3 separate regions of the Homo sapiens genome follow, and all the other regions are linked to region 1. Evidence: chromatin contacts called from ENCODE Hi-C or POLR2A ChIA-PET data. All regions are on one chromosome and are shown on one strand. Each heading gives the region's core, a stretch centred on a gene start or an enhancer-like site at or near the end of the contact. The rest is flanking DNA. Distances are from core to core; before and after follow the strand shown.

The links. A loop is a pair of places that touch in the nucleus more often than their neighbours do. ChIA-PET counts read pairs that join two places held with the same protein, here RNA polymerase II (POLR2A). Pooled maps may share reads with other maps.
Region 2: a map of B cell shows a loop between it and region 1 (24-fold over the local background). The contact joins the promoter of POC5 here to the promoter of ZFYVE16 in region 1. A Hi-C loop is called at or near these places in 2 of 168 maps with a recorded cell type or tissue (B cell and naive thymus-derived CD4-positive, alpha-beta T cell) and 8 of 50 pooled maps.
Region 3: a pooled map shows a loop between it and region 1 (9-fold over the local background). The contact joins the enhancer-like site here to the promoter of ZFYVE16 in region 1. A Hi-C loop is called at or near these places in 1 of 50 pooled maps. POLR2A ChIA-PET finds 5 or more read pairs at or near these places in 2 of 52 experiments (GM12878 and endothelial cell of umbilical vein).

What each region holds. Positions count from the first base shown.
Region 1 is chr5:80,405,722-80,410,026 of GRCh38, reverse strand. ZFYVE16 (zinc finger FYVE-type containing 16) reads right to left here and starts at 1,963. Exons shown (of 19, transcript NM_001284236.3): 1 at 1,874-1,963. RefSeq lists a silencer at 1,363-1,482 and an enhancer at 1,203-2,001.
Region 2 is chr5:75,715,310-75,719,614 of GRCh38, reverse strand. POC5 (POC5 centriolar protein) reads left to right here and starts at 2,178. Exons shown (of 12, transcript NM_001099271.2): 1 at 2,178-2,309. It overlaps LOC441087 (a long non-coding RNA gene), which reads right to left and starts at 2,183. Exons shown (of 3, transcript NR_149046.1): 1 at 2,031-2,183. RefSeq lists an enhancer at 2,473-2,782.
Region 3 is chr5:76,737,831-76,742,135 of GRCh38, reverse strand. No RefSeq gene overlaps it. Among named protein-coding and RNA genes, the nearest start is that of F2R, 24 kb to the right of the region's middle. RefSeq lists enhancers at 504-583, 2,717-2,786, 2,887-3,216. Within about 2 kb of position 2,587, at least 15 of the 41 ENCODE cell types and tissues checked have a DNase peak (open chromatin) inside an H3K27ac peak, as active enhancers do; they include GM12878 and endothelial cell of umbilical vein, where a contact is called at or near this core.

The sequences.
Region 1 (4,305 bases), core at 714-3,213:
CAAAAGCAAATTATACAGGCATCAAAAGTAATGTGTTTAACAAACTTAAAAAAAAGCAAAACTCTATGACCTAGCAATTCTACTTACAGAAAAAACACTAGCACGCATACACCAGAAAACATCACAAAGAACTTTCACTGTTGCAAGGGTTGTAACAGTGTAAAATTTTAAACAACCTAACAGCCCACCAATCCAAAAATGGTTAAATCAGCTTTCTCAAACTGTGGTCTCAGGACCCCTGGATGTCCCCAGGAGCCTTTCAGCAGGCTTGTAAGATCCTCGCTTTTCCTGCTACGTATCTGTTCAAGGCTGGTGTTTTCTTCATATGCTTCAACCTAAACCAGATAGCACAACAGACTGAACAGAAGCAAACATGAAAATCCAGCTGTCTTCTATAATGCCAGACATTAAAGTGATTCGCAAAAATTTGAAACAATGCCACGCTCCTCTTCTAAGTTTTGTTTTAGAAAATGGTTACTTTTCACTAAAAAATTATTTAATACATGAGTCTGTGATTTTTAAATGAATAAAACATTTTCAATTTTCTGAGTTTTAATTTCCAAAATGGTAAATATACTGCAGCATTAGGAACCAAAAACTCTATTGGTCCTCAATAATTTTTAAGCGTAATTATCCCCAATCATAATGTTAAATGAACTGTAGCACTATTCTATCATGTAACATTATGATTGAGGATAATTAATGCGGATTTGGCTTTATCTGTAATATAACTGTTTCAAAAGATACTTTGCTCATGTATAATCAAGAAGTCATTTTTATGAAGCTTTTTAAAAACATGGGGAAATGCTTACAACGTAATTTAAATCAAGGAAAGCAGACAATCCAACGATATAAAATCTCATCTCAAGAAAATGCACAGGGGAAAAAAAGACTCAAAGGAAAAAAGTCAAAATATTATAAGTAATTGATTACTATTACATGGTGGAATTATGATTGATCATTTTTCCTTATTCTTTATTCTATTTTTTCAATTTTTGCCACTAAGCATGCGGTTTAATATCCAGGAGAGGAAAAAAAGGAAGAAATTAGGCGAAAAATTATATATAGTTCTACTGGATTAAACCATTAAACTCCCGCCAACTCAAGAGACGACAAGCTCAAGTGAATAAATGGAGGAATCTGATTGAATCAACAAAGTGCCTATTTTTTGAATTGAAAAGATTAACTTAATATCAAATGTATGGACTGGTTTTCATACAAGTCAAACTAATAAGAAAGAACATCCTTAGTCTGGAACATAATATTTGCAATCACGATAGTACAAATAAGAGTTAAAAATAAGGTCCTCTTTTGGAGTTCTCAAAAGTACCAAAGGAAAGGCAGCGGGAAAGACGGCCACTGCATCCTTCTGGTCTCTAACCAAGAGAAAATGCATGGGTGCGGGAATGGACAGTGCGAGAGCACCGGCGGCGATGAGACTCCTCTGCGGGGACCGAGCCTCTGCCACTCCTGAAGAACCACAGTCCCCTCCGCAGTCGCAGCCCCTCCCCAGGCGGGACGGCGGCGCCAGGGCGCTTCTCCCTCCGTCCGCTGGGGTCTCTCCCCCAGGAGCGCCGAACACTCCGGCGGCCCGGGAGCGGGGAACCGGGCAAACAGCCGCCGTGATTGCCCTCCCGGTCCAGTCCGGTCTGGCCCTTCAGGCTCCAGGAGGGGACATCAGATTGGAGGGCCAGGGTTCCCCGGCCAGCTCCGGGGGCTCGGAAAAGGAATCGGTCGGGGCCCAGGCTCTGTCCCCAGAGGAAGAGGGCCAGACCCAGCGCCCAGGTCGGCGGGTCCAGCGGTCACCCCGCCCCCCTGTGGGAACAGCAGGGCTGAGGGGAGGCCGAGACGACCGGTCACGGGGGGCTCTTACCTCCCTACAGCCCCTGCGGAGCTTTTTGGGAACTCGACACGACGTCGCGCTGAGGAGTGAAGAGCTACCCCGGCCGGGAGTCCTGGGAGTGCCAGATCCCGGCTCAGGGCTTCTTTCCCCGCCCCACCGGGCAGCGCAGAGAGCGCAGGCGCAGAGGACGCTTTCCTCTTCGGCTCACACGCCCCCTCCCTCGGCATCCGCGGCCGTCTCCAGGCCCGGGGCGCTTGCGCACTACGACGCAGGTTCCGAGCCAAGGGCACTAGATTTCTTACCGGAAGTGCCTGAGTGGGTTGTTGGGTGACGGGGACGCCTGATGATTCGACCTTAGGTCGGGACTCGGTTCTCCACTCGACTGCGGGATCGGGAGGCCACTCGCGTCAGTGTCTGACTTCCTTTACCCTTCGCTAACCTAGAGGCAGCTTCCCCGGCTCCAGCCTTAGCCCTTTGCTGAGCCTGCGCGGCGTTCCGGTCTCTACTGGACAGACCCGCCTTCCCGGCAGCGGGCTAGGCCTGCTCTCCGCGCTGCTGGCCCCTCGGAAAACATAACTTTTTGTTTACTTCAAACTGATTTTACAACACGCTGCCCCCCCGCCTCCCCCGCTTCCCCCGCTTCCCCTTCCTCCTCCCGGCAGCAATAAAAATGCTCCCAGCCAACGCCGAGCTCCAAGCCCCTCCAGCTGACTGGACATTCCCAGCCACACTTTCCTTCCCTTCGCTGCGTTAGTTCTGCATTTTTATTTTAAAGCAGCTGGTAGAACAGCTGTCTCCCTGTCTAAAAGCAAAAGCTGACTTATCTGATGTAGAAATAAAATGTCACTCACTTGATGTATATTTGCTTGTTGAGTTTTGCTATTTTTACCACAAGTTTCCTATAAATTTAAATGAGACCCGGCGCGGTGGCTCACGCCTGTCATCCCAGCACTTTGGGAGGCCGAGGCGGGAGGATCGCTTGAAGTCAAGAGTTCCAGACAGGCCTGGGCAACATAGCAAGACCCTGTCTCTACTAAAAATGAAAATGAAAAAATTAGCCAGGCGTGTTGGCGCGTGCCTGTAGTCCCAGCTACTGGCTGGGAGTCTGAAGTGGGAGGATCACTTAAGCCCAGGAGGTCAAGGCTGCAGTGAGCTCTGATGGCAACACTGCATTCCAGCCTGAGCAACAGAACCAGACCGTGTCTCTAAAAAAATAAAAAATAAAAACAAGGGAAGAGACATACATGTGGGATCAGATACAGACAGATACAGGGAAAAAGCAGTTCCTCAAAGGTTAAACAGCTCACAGTTCATACTGATCTTTCAAAAATCGCAAGAATTGGCCGGGCGCAGTGGCTCACGCCTGTAACCCCAGCACTTTGGGAGGCCGAGGCAGGCGGATCACCTGAAGTCAGGAGTTCGAGACCAATCTGGCCAACATGGTGAAACTCCGTCTCTACTAAAAATACAAAAATTAGCTGGGTGTGGTGGCGGGCGCCTGTAATCCCAGCTACTTGGGAGGCTGAGGCAGGACAATCAGGACCATTGAATGAACCCAGGAGGCAGAGGTCACAGTGAGCCAAGATCGAGCCACCACACTCCAGCCTGGGTGACAGAGCAAGGCTCCGTCTCAAAAAAGAAAAAAAAAAAATTGCAAGAATTATAATTTTTCGAGTATTCCAGCCACATGTGATTTGTGATGAAAGATTTGAGAATCAGGGTTCGCATCTTAAATCTGCAGTTTACAACTATAGTTCCTGATCTTTGAAAGATACTTAATCTTTAACCTTGGTTTTCCTAAACAACAAAATGAAATAGCCAAACTTTTGATTGCCTAAAGTAATGTGTGTATTGAGCATCTGCTTTGTGACAGTGTGTTAGATGCTTTGCTTACGTTATCTCATTTAATCCTAAGAATAATTCTACAAACTACAGTATGCCTTTTTCCTACTATGTGTTAGGCATTGTTCACAGATAAAATAAAATGGGGCCACTGCCCATGGGGAACCACAGTCTAGTAGCAGAGACTCACATATACAAATGCATACTGGGGACAGAAGTATTTATACGGTAAAGTGTGAGGGTAAAGAGAATAGAAAAAAGACACAAACACCTTAAATAGATCAATGGGGAAAGTATATACAATGGTCAGTTCACAAAATATGAAATTTAAATGCCTACTACACATTTTACCAATCAATATTCAAAGTCATTAATAATAAACAGAGACAAAAAAGAGGTTGTCTGGCATCTAATTACCCAATCTGTTTAAAATGTGAATAAACTCGATTGGTGACAGAAGAGTGAAGTGGACACTTATACCCTGGGAGGGATATAAATTGGGACAAAGATTTTGGAAAGTTATTTGTCAAATCATATCAAGAACCTTATGAGTGTTCACATGACCCAATTTGATCATTTCTCTTTTGGAAGTTATAAGAAGGTAGTCCAGAAGACGAAGA
Region 2 (4,305 bases), core at 929-3,428, 4.7 Mb after region 1:
GCAACCAAGTTATTATGGGTTTGTGGGGGCTTTAAATTCTCTCTCTCTCTCTTTCCCTCCCTCTCTAGGAACCTTGGGAAAAGATATCAGTTCTAAATTCATAACATCCAGACAAGGTTCTGTCTCTTTCTCTCTATAGTTTTACAGGAGAATGGGATTGTTTACTAAATGGTTTGCGATAAAAATCTCTCCTCCCCAAAAAGGAAGACAGAAAAGAGAAACTTGGAGCCTAGTGGCAGGAGGGCACCAGAAGAGTGATTCAGTATCAATTATAGTGTATGGGGTCACCAAAAGGCAATTCAATTAAAAAACAAATACTAGAACCAAGTATGAATTTGCAGCTATTAATAGGAACTTGTCCTCTATAATAAGCATGAAAAAAAAGGGGGAGAACAAACATAATTTATGCCAAAGAAACTTCTGGTGCTCTTCTTACTTGTTTGTGTAAGTAGAAGTCTGGTTCTGCCAACATAAAAGTAAGTGAGACCCAGGTTATGTCATTTCTATCTACAGAAAAAGAAACCTTATACTGGAGGTAACAGAAGGGAGCCTGAAAACTCACCCAGATCTCAGTATCTGTTCTTCAGATTGCAGAACCCCAGTCTGGGCTACTTAGGTACCTTTGCCATCTGGGTCCTCATACCTCTAGCCTATCTGTTGCCAATGTAAGTTGAAAGACTATATGTTTGTGTGTTCGGTGTTTTAGATATATTAATTCCTTTAATCTCCTACCACCTTAGTATGTGAGTAGTATTATCCAAGGTGACAGCGAGTAGATGGTAAAGCTAGATTATAATTATGATCTGATTCTAAGGCCAATACTTCACCAGAAGGCTCTATCTTGAAGTCTGACACGTTTGAGATTAGTTAAAACTAGACTACCAATTTTGGTTTTTTCTTTGTTTTTTGAGACAGAGTCTCACTATCACCCAGGCAGGAGTGCAGTGGCGATATCTTGGCTCACTGCAACCTCTGCCTCCTGGGTTTAAGGGATTCTCCTGCCTCAGCCTTCGGAGTAGCTGGGACTACAGGCGTAAGCCACCACACCCGGCTAATTTTTGTATTTTTAGTAGAGATGGGGTTTCACCATGTTGGCCAGCCTGGTCTCGAACTCCTGACCGCAGGTGATCCGCCTGCCTCGTCCTCCCAAAGTGTTGGGATTACAGGCGTGAGCCAACGCGCCCAGCCTAGACTAGCAATTTCTCAAAGGGTGGTCTGCAGACTCCTGCATCAGAATCACTGGCAGTGTGTGTTAAAAATTCAGATTTCCTGACGGTGTCCATGACCGAAGGAATCAACACCTTCGGCCGGGCGTGGTGGCTCACGCCTGTAATCCCAGCACTTTGGGAGGCCGAGGTGGGCGGAACACCTGAGGTCAGGAGTTCGAGACCAGCCTGGCCAACATGGTGAAACTCCATCTCTACTAAAAATACAAAAATTAGCCAGGCGTGGTGGCGGTCGTCTGTAATCCCAGCTACTCGGGAGGCTGAGGCAGGAGAATCCCTTGAACCTGGGAGGCGGAGGTTGCAGTGAGCCGAGATAGTGCCACTGCACACCAGCCTGGACGGCAGAGCAAGACTCCATCTCAAAAAAAAAAAAAGCACCTCCAAGTGATTCTGTTGCAGGGGATCTGTGGATGATGCAGATTTTTTTTTTGTTTTTAATTTTTTATAGAGAAAGGGTCTCCCTATGTTCCCCAGACTAGTCTCGAACTCCCGGGCTCAAGCGATCCTCCCACTTCGGCCTCCCAAAGTGCCGGGATTACTGGCATGAACCACCACACCTGGCCCAGAATTTCGGATTGTTCTTATGCAGACGAAAGCATTAGGACTCATATCTAGGTTACCGGAATTGTTGAAAGCCAACAGCACACGGCATTAGCCAACTTCAGCCCTGCTCAACAGCCTCTATCCAAATCAGCTCCCGGAGCCGCTTAGCAGCCTGCAGCCGCTGAACAGAACTGAGCACGCGCAATATTTAATCCCCACGGGCGCTGGGTGGGGCTCCCTAGGACCCCGCCCCCTACCAACCTGCGGAGCCAGGGGGCGGGGCTCTCCAAAGTAATTCCGGCTTCTCCCGGCAGCGGCCCAAATCCCCGCCCCCAGCTCTCGGACCAATCAAACGGCAGATTGCTGAAACAAAGGACCAATGCCCAGGGCGGTCCTTAATTCCTCCCTGCAGTTTGAAACTGTCAGGTTGCCGTCTAGGTAGCGGTTGTGCTTGCTGAGGCTGCACTTGCTGACACTGCAGCTGCGACGCGGCTAAGAGGCGCAGAGCGAGGAGTCGGGATTTGGTCGCGAGCGGCGACGGTGGGTAGCAGCGCTCCGGGCAGATCCTGCGTCCCTGCATCCCTGGCGAAAGTAGTGGAGGGAGATTTAAAGTTCCTTGGCGCGTGTTTCCTCCCCCTGGGCTCTTCCCCAGACCGCGAGTGATTCAGCTGTTGTGCCGGAAGGTCCCAAAGTTTCCCCTCCGAGGCGTGCAGGAAGAGGAAGTGAGCAGGAGTGAGGGATGCTGAGCGATTACTGTCATCAGAGGTTCCGGTCACTTAAAACGTTGAGAAAAAATAACCATGTATAAAGCTCTGTTGTGCTTAAGTAAGATTTTTCTTAAAACAGGCTGGGTCGGAAGGTGATGGAAGAAAACTTATGGCCTTTTGCTTACTGCAATGGCTTTTCTCCTCTGCTTCTAGTCCCTGCTTTGGGGAGGGGCTGGCGCGCCCCTTTCCTTGAGTGCAGCTAGGCCTGGTGAAAGGCACAGGCGACATCACCCTGCTGCTAGTTTGCATGTTAATTCGCTCTTCCTTTGCCTCTTGGGGGTTCCATTTGAATTCCCAGACCCCTGTTTTGCTGTCAGCCAGATAATTACCAAGATGTTATTTTATGTTTCTGGCAACAGAGAAGCACACAAAAGTTTTGATCTTGTTTTCTGATACCTTGGATTAGAGACTACTGAAAATGTAGTGAACTAATGTGCGTCCGCCACCCATTAAAGCAGTTTTCATTTTTCTCCTTTGTTTCTGAACCTAGAAACAGTAAGGAAAATGCTACTGTTCTAGAGTTTCAAATAACTCATACCTTGTTGACATAAAGCAGGGCAGATGGAAGATAGCATATTTTCCAAGAGTGCGGTGGGTTTTTTTGTGTCTGCAGTGTGTCCATATTAAGAAACAATTTTTGAGATCTGACCATACTTACTAGCTCATTTTTAAATAATCAGCACCCCCCCCCCCCCACCCCTGTTACCTGCCTGGTCTCAAATCCTGAAGGAAGAAGTGAATAAAAATATAAATGGACCAAGTTATCACAGTGGTAGATTTGAAGTCAGTGAAGCAGCCATTCCTTGCTGCAGATACATGCACTTATTTTATCCTCCCTAATTGGCTTAACTAAAGACAGTCATGCTGAGATTTAGTTTACTTAACATGTGTATGCACAGTGATACTCACTGGAAAAAGTTGAACTTTCCTTTCCACAATTTAGTTCCAGCCTGTGTTTCCATTCTATTTTTGCACTTTTCCCTGTATCTTCCTTTTCTATTTCAATTTCCTCATCTCTCATTTATTTTTCAGCCCACTGTGACTAAGACCTGTAATTGTTTTACTTTCCAGTGAAATTGTTCAAGCAAACGTCTCAGCAACCTCCTAATCTCCAAATTCTATCCAATCCTCATGGTTCTTTGGCATCTAATTCTATTTTCTTCTCAAAGTTGTGATATTGCTTCCATAGTTCTAATGTTCTGACTTCCTTTGCTGACTCCTCTTCTTTGCTGACTGTTCTTCTCTTGCCCTTTAGATGTTAGTGGTTCTGGCTTTAACCCTCTTCTCATTCACAGTCGTAGTCCTTAACTCTATTAGGGCTATGGTCCCCTCTGAACGCATATTTAAAGCGAAAGATCTTCTTTCTAGAAAAATACACATTCACATTTATGATAAAAATATTGCATACGAGTCGGGTATAGGGACCTGATATGGTTAGGTCTTGTGTCCCCACTCAAATCCCATCTTCAATTGTAATCTCCACATGTAGGGGAAGGGAAGTGATTGGATTATAAGGGCGATTTCCCCCGTGCTGTTCTCATGATAGTGAATTCTCACGAGATCTGATGGTTTTATAAATGGTAGTTTTTCCTGCACTCTCTCACATACTGTCTCACCTGCCGCCATCTAAGATGTGCCTGCTTCCCCTTCTACCATGATTTTAAGTTTCCTGAGGCCTCCCCAGACATGCGGAACTGTGAGTCAATAAAAATTCTTTTATTTATAAATTACCCAGTTTTGGGCAGTTCTTTTTTTTTTTTTTTTTTTTT
Region 3 (4,305 bases), core at 1,338-3,837, 3.7 Mb after region 1:
CACTGTAACTTTGAACTCCTAGGCTCAAAGGATCCTCCTGTCTCAGCCTCCTGAGTAGCTGGGACTACAGGCGTGTGCCACCACACCCAGCTAATTCTTACATTTGTTTTAGCAGGGTCTTGCTATGTTGCTCAGGCTGGTCTCAAACTCTCAAACTCCTGGCATCAAGCAATCCTCCTGTCTTCACCTCCCAAAGTGCTGGGATTACAGATGTGAGCCACTGCACCTGGCCAAGAAACACTATTTTCTTTTCTTTTTTAAAAAACTTTTACTTTAGGTTCAGGGGTACATGTGCAGGTTTGTTATATAAGTAAATTGTGTGTCTTGGGGGTTTGGTGTACAGATTATTTCATCACCCTGGTAGTAAGCATAGTACTCGATAGGTGGTTTTTCAGTCCTCTCCCTCTCATCCTCCACCCTCAAGTAGGCCCTGGTATCTGTTGTTCTCCTCTTTGTGTCCATGTGTACTCAATGTTTAGTTTCACTTATAAGTGAGAACATGTGGTATTTGGTTTTCTGTTTCTGCATTAGTTGGCTTAGGATAATGGCCTCCAGCTCTATCCATGTTGCTGCAAAGAACGTGATCTTGTTCTTTTTTACGGCTGCATCGTATTCCATGGGGTATATGTACCACATTTTCTTTATCCAGTCTATCATTGGTGGGCATTTAGGTTGATTCCATAGCTTTGCTATTGTGAATAGTGCTGCAGTGAACACCTGTGCGCAGATGTCTTTATGGTAGAATGATTTCTATTCCTTTGGGTATATACCCAATAATGGGACTGCTGGGTTGAATGATAATTCTGTTTTAAATTATTTGAGAAATCACCACACTGCTTTCCACAATGGCTGAACTAATACTTTACATTCCCACCAGCAGTATATAAGCTAAGAAGCACTTTTCAAAAACAGTGGTATTGTTGATCTAAAAGGAAGAAGCTGAGTCAAAATTAATATAAGTAGAGAGTTTATTTGGGCCAAGCTTGAGGACTGCAACCCAGTGTATATTGAAGTGTATATTCAAGTTGTCCTGAATATACAATCTGATTAGCAGCAGTTGCATGTGAATGTTTATAAAGGAAAAGAGGCAGTTCCTAAGTTGTTTATCAAAATTTACATTAAAATAACATAAGCTGTTGATTGGATACACATTGTTCTTTGTATCACAGATTCCAGGAACATGAAGATAACAGGGAATGTAGCTAGTCAGGAACAAAATGCCTTTTTTTTTTTTGAGATGGAGTCTCTCTCCGTTGCCCAGGCTGGAGTGGCGCCATCTTGACTCACTGCAACCTCTACCTTCTGGCCTCCTGGGTTCAAACAATTCTCCTGCCTCAGCCCCCCGAGTAGCTGGGATTTCATGAGCATGCTGCCATGCCTGGCTAATTTTTGTATTTTTAGGAGTGTAGGGGTTCCACCATGTTGACCAGTCTGGTCTCAAACTCCTGACCTCAAGGGATCCTCTCGCCTCGGCCTCCCAAAGTGTTGGGATGACAGGCATGAGCTACCACACCACCAGGAACAAAATGACTTTAAATAATTGCCCACAGGCATGGGGGGTGGTGGGTAGGGGGAGGGTATGTGCCGGGGGTGTGACTGAAGTCCTCTACTCCCGTCTCTCTGGGCCTAATAAATTTTGCACACCTCACATAGCTCAGACTGCTGAGGGATTTTTCTTTTCTTAGTATCAACCCTGGTTTACACATCAGAATCTTCTGAGGAGCTTGAAAACAATATCAATGTCCAGGCCTCGCCCCCAGAGATTGGCACTGGAATTGTTTAGAAGCTCTCCAGTGATTCTATGCGCAACCAGAGTTGAGAACTGATTTAGTTTCTTTTCTTTTCTTTCTTTCTTTTCTTTTTTTTTTTTTTTTGAGACAGAGTCTCGTTCTGTTGCCCAGGCTGGAGTGCAGTGGTGCCATCTCGGCTCAGTGCAGCGTCTGCCTCCCGGGTTCCAGCAATTCTCCTGCCTCAGCCACCCGGGTAGCTGGATTACAGGCACGTGCCACCATGTCTGACTAATTTTTGTATTTTTAGTAGAGACAGGGTTTCACCATGTTGGCCAGCCTGGTCTCGAACTGCTGACCTCAGGTGATCCGCCCGCCTTGGCTTCCCAAAAAGCTAGGATTACAGGCATGAGCCACCAGGCCTGGCCAACTGATTTAGTTTCTAAAACTTGTTACAAGGCAGAGCTGATAAAATTCTAAATCTGAGGTCTTCAAATTTTGTGCTTCCTAACTAAACATTAAGTATTAGGATTAAATCCCAAAGCCAGTTAGCTTCTGGAGGATGGGAATATATTATTTGTCTTGTTTTTTTTAAAATATGTGTCAGCTAGTTTCAAGAGCAACTAGATATCCCAGGATAGGAAACAAAACAACAAAAATAGATATCAAATGATTATGGTTTTGCTCACGAATGCATCTCAGTATTGGACAGCCCACCCTTCGTGGTGTTTTCACTTCCTTGGATGGGTCGCATAGCAGCACACCAAAATGACCTGCAGATGTAGTCATTAAGATAGGCAAAACAGCCAGACTGGCCCTGCCACCATGCAGGCTACTATAGATGCAGCTTTCTTTTCTTTTTTTTTTTTTTGAGATGGAGTTTCGCTCTTGTCATCCAGGCTGGATGGCACAATCTCGGCTCACTGCAACCTCTGCCTCCTGGGTTCAAGCAATTCTCCTGCCTCAGCCTCCTGAGTAGCTGGGATTACAGGTGTGTGCCACCACATCTGGCTAATTTTTGTATTTTTAGTAGAGACAGGGTTTCACATGTTGGCCAGGCTGGTCTCAAACTCCCGACCTCAGGTGATCCACCCGCCTCGGCCTCACTAAAGTGCTGGGATTACAGCGGTGAGCCACCGTGCCCTGGCCAGATGCAGCTTTCAAAGCTCATCTCCTTACTGCTTATGAGTCATTTCCTGAAGTGATAAACACACAGCCTGCTGGGTTGAAACTGTACATGCTGTGTTATCTGAATTCTGAGATGCTACTGAATTTGACCTCTGGTTTTCCGTGTGTTTCCATAAGACTAGCATGCAATCAACAGTCCCCATGACAACAAACTTGGCGCTTGAGTTTCACTTTACAGGAATGCCACCATGGGTAGAATCTGCTGCTGTTCTGAATTGTCTCTTGGTCTTCTGGTCTGAAACTTTGCTCAGCAAGCACCTCTCTCTTTCCTTTACACAGCAGGTGGCTGAAAATCAGACCTCACACAGAGCTTCCTGTTCTGTGGACCACACCATACCTGATGACGTGAATCAGTATCTTTTCTTTTCTTTTTGTGACAGGGTCTCACTCTGTCACCCAGGCTGAAGTGTAGTGGCACCATCTTGGCTCATTGCAACCTCCGCCTCCCAGGCTCAAGCCATCCTCCCACCTTAGCCTCCCAAGTAGCTGGAACTACAGGCATGAGCCATCACGCTCGGCTAATTTTTGTATTTTTCGTAGAGACGGGGTTTTGCCATTTTGCCTAGGCTGGTCTCGAACTCCTGGGCTCAAACCATTCATCCGCCTTAGCCTTCCAAAGTGCTGGGATAATAGGCGTGAGCCACTGAGCCTGGATGTTGAATCAGTTTCTTGCTCCAAGACTTGGAACCCCTCAGCTCTGAAACAGCCAGAAACCCAGAGTGGTGCCTGCAGCTCTAAGCCAACTCTTTACCCCTGTTTGCTTTTATGCTTTTATAATAATTACCAGTTTATCTGTTTTCTTCAAGTCAATAAAGTTGGGACATCTTGGATAAGGGCAGTGGTTTTCAAACTTCTTTTGCTCAGAACACCTTAATACACTTAAAATTATTGAGGACCAGCAAAGAGCCTTTGTTTATGTGGGTTGCATCCATTGGTGTGCTGGAGTCAACTTGTACCTGCTCACAAGAATTCAATATTCAGGAAATTTGTCAAGCCAACTGTTAAACAGTTGGGAGCTTGAAACTGGAAAAGAAGGGAGTATTCACACCATCAAAATTGGCAAATGCTAGTTTGCCAGATCAGGCTTTTTTTCTTTTTGTGGAGATCCTGCTTAGCAGCACATCACTGACTTTTTTTCTTTTTCATTTTTTGAGACAGCCTTGCTCTGCTCTGTCGTCCAGGCTGGAGTGCAGTGATGCCATCTTGACTCACTGTAACCCTCGCCTCCCAGGCTCAAGTGATTCTCGTGCCTCAGCCTCCCAAGTAGCTGGGATTACAGATGTGCACCACCACACCCAGCTAAGTTTTTTATTTTTAGTAGAGATGGGGTTTACCTATGTTGCCCAGGCTGGTCTCGAACTCCTGGCCTCGTGATCCGCCTGGCTTGGCC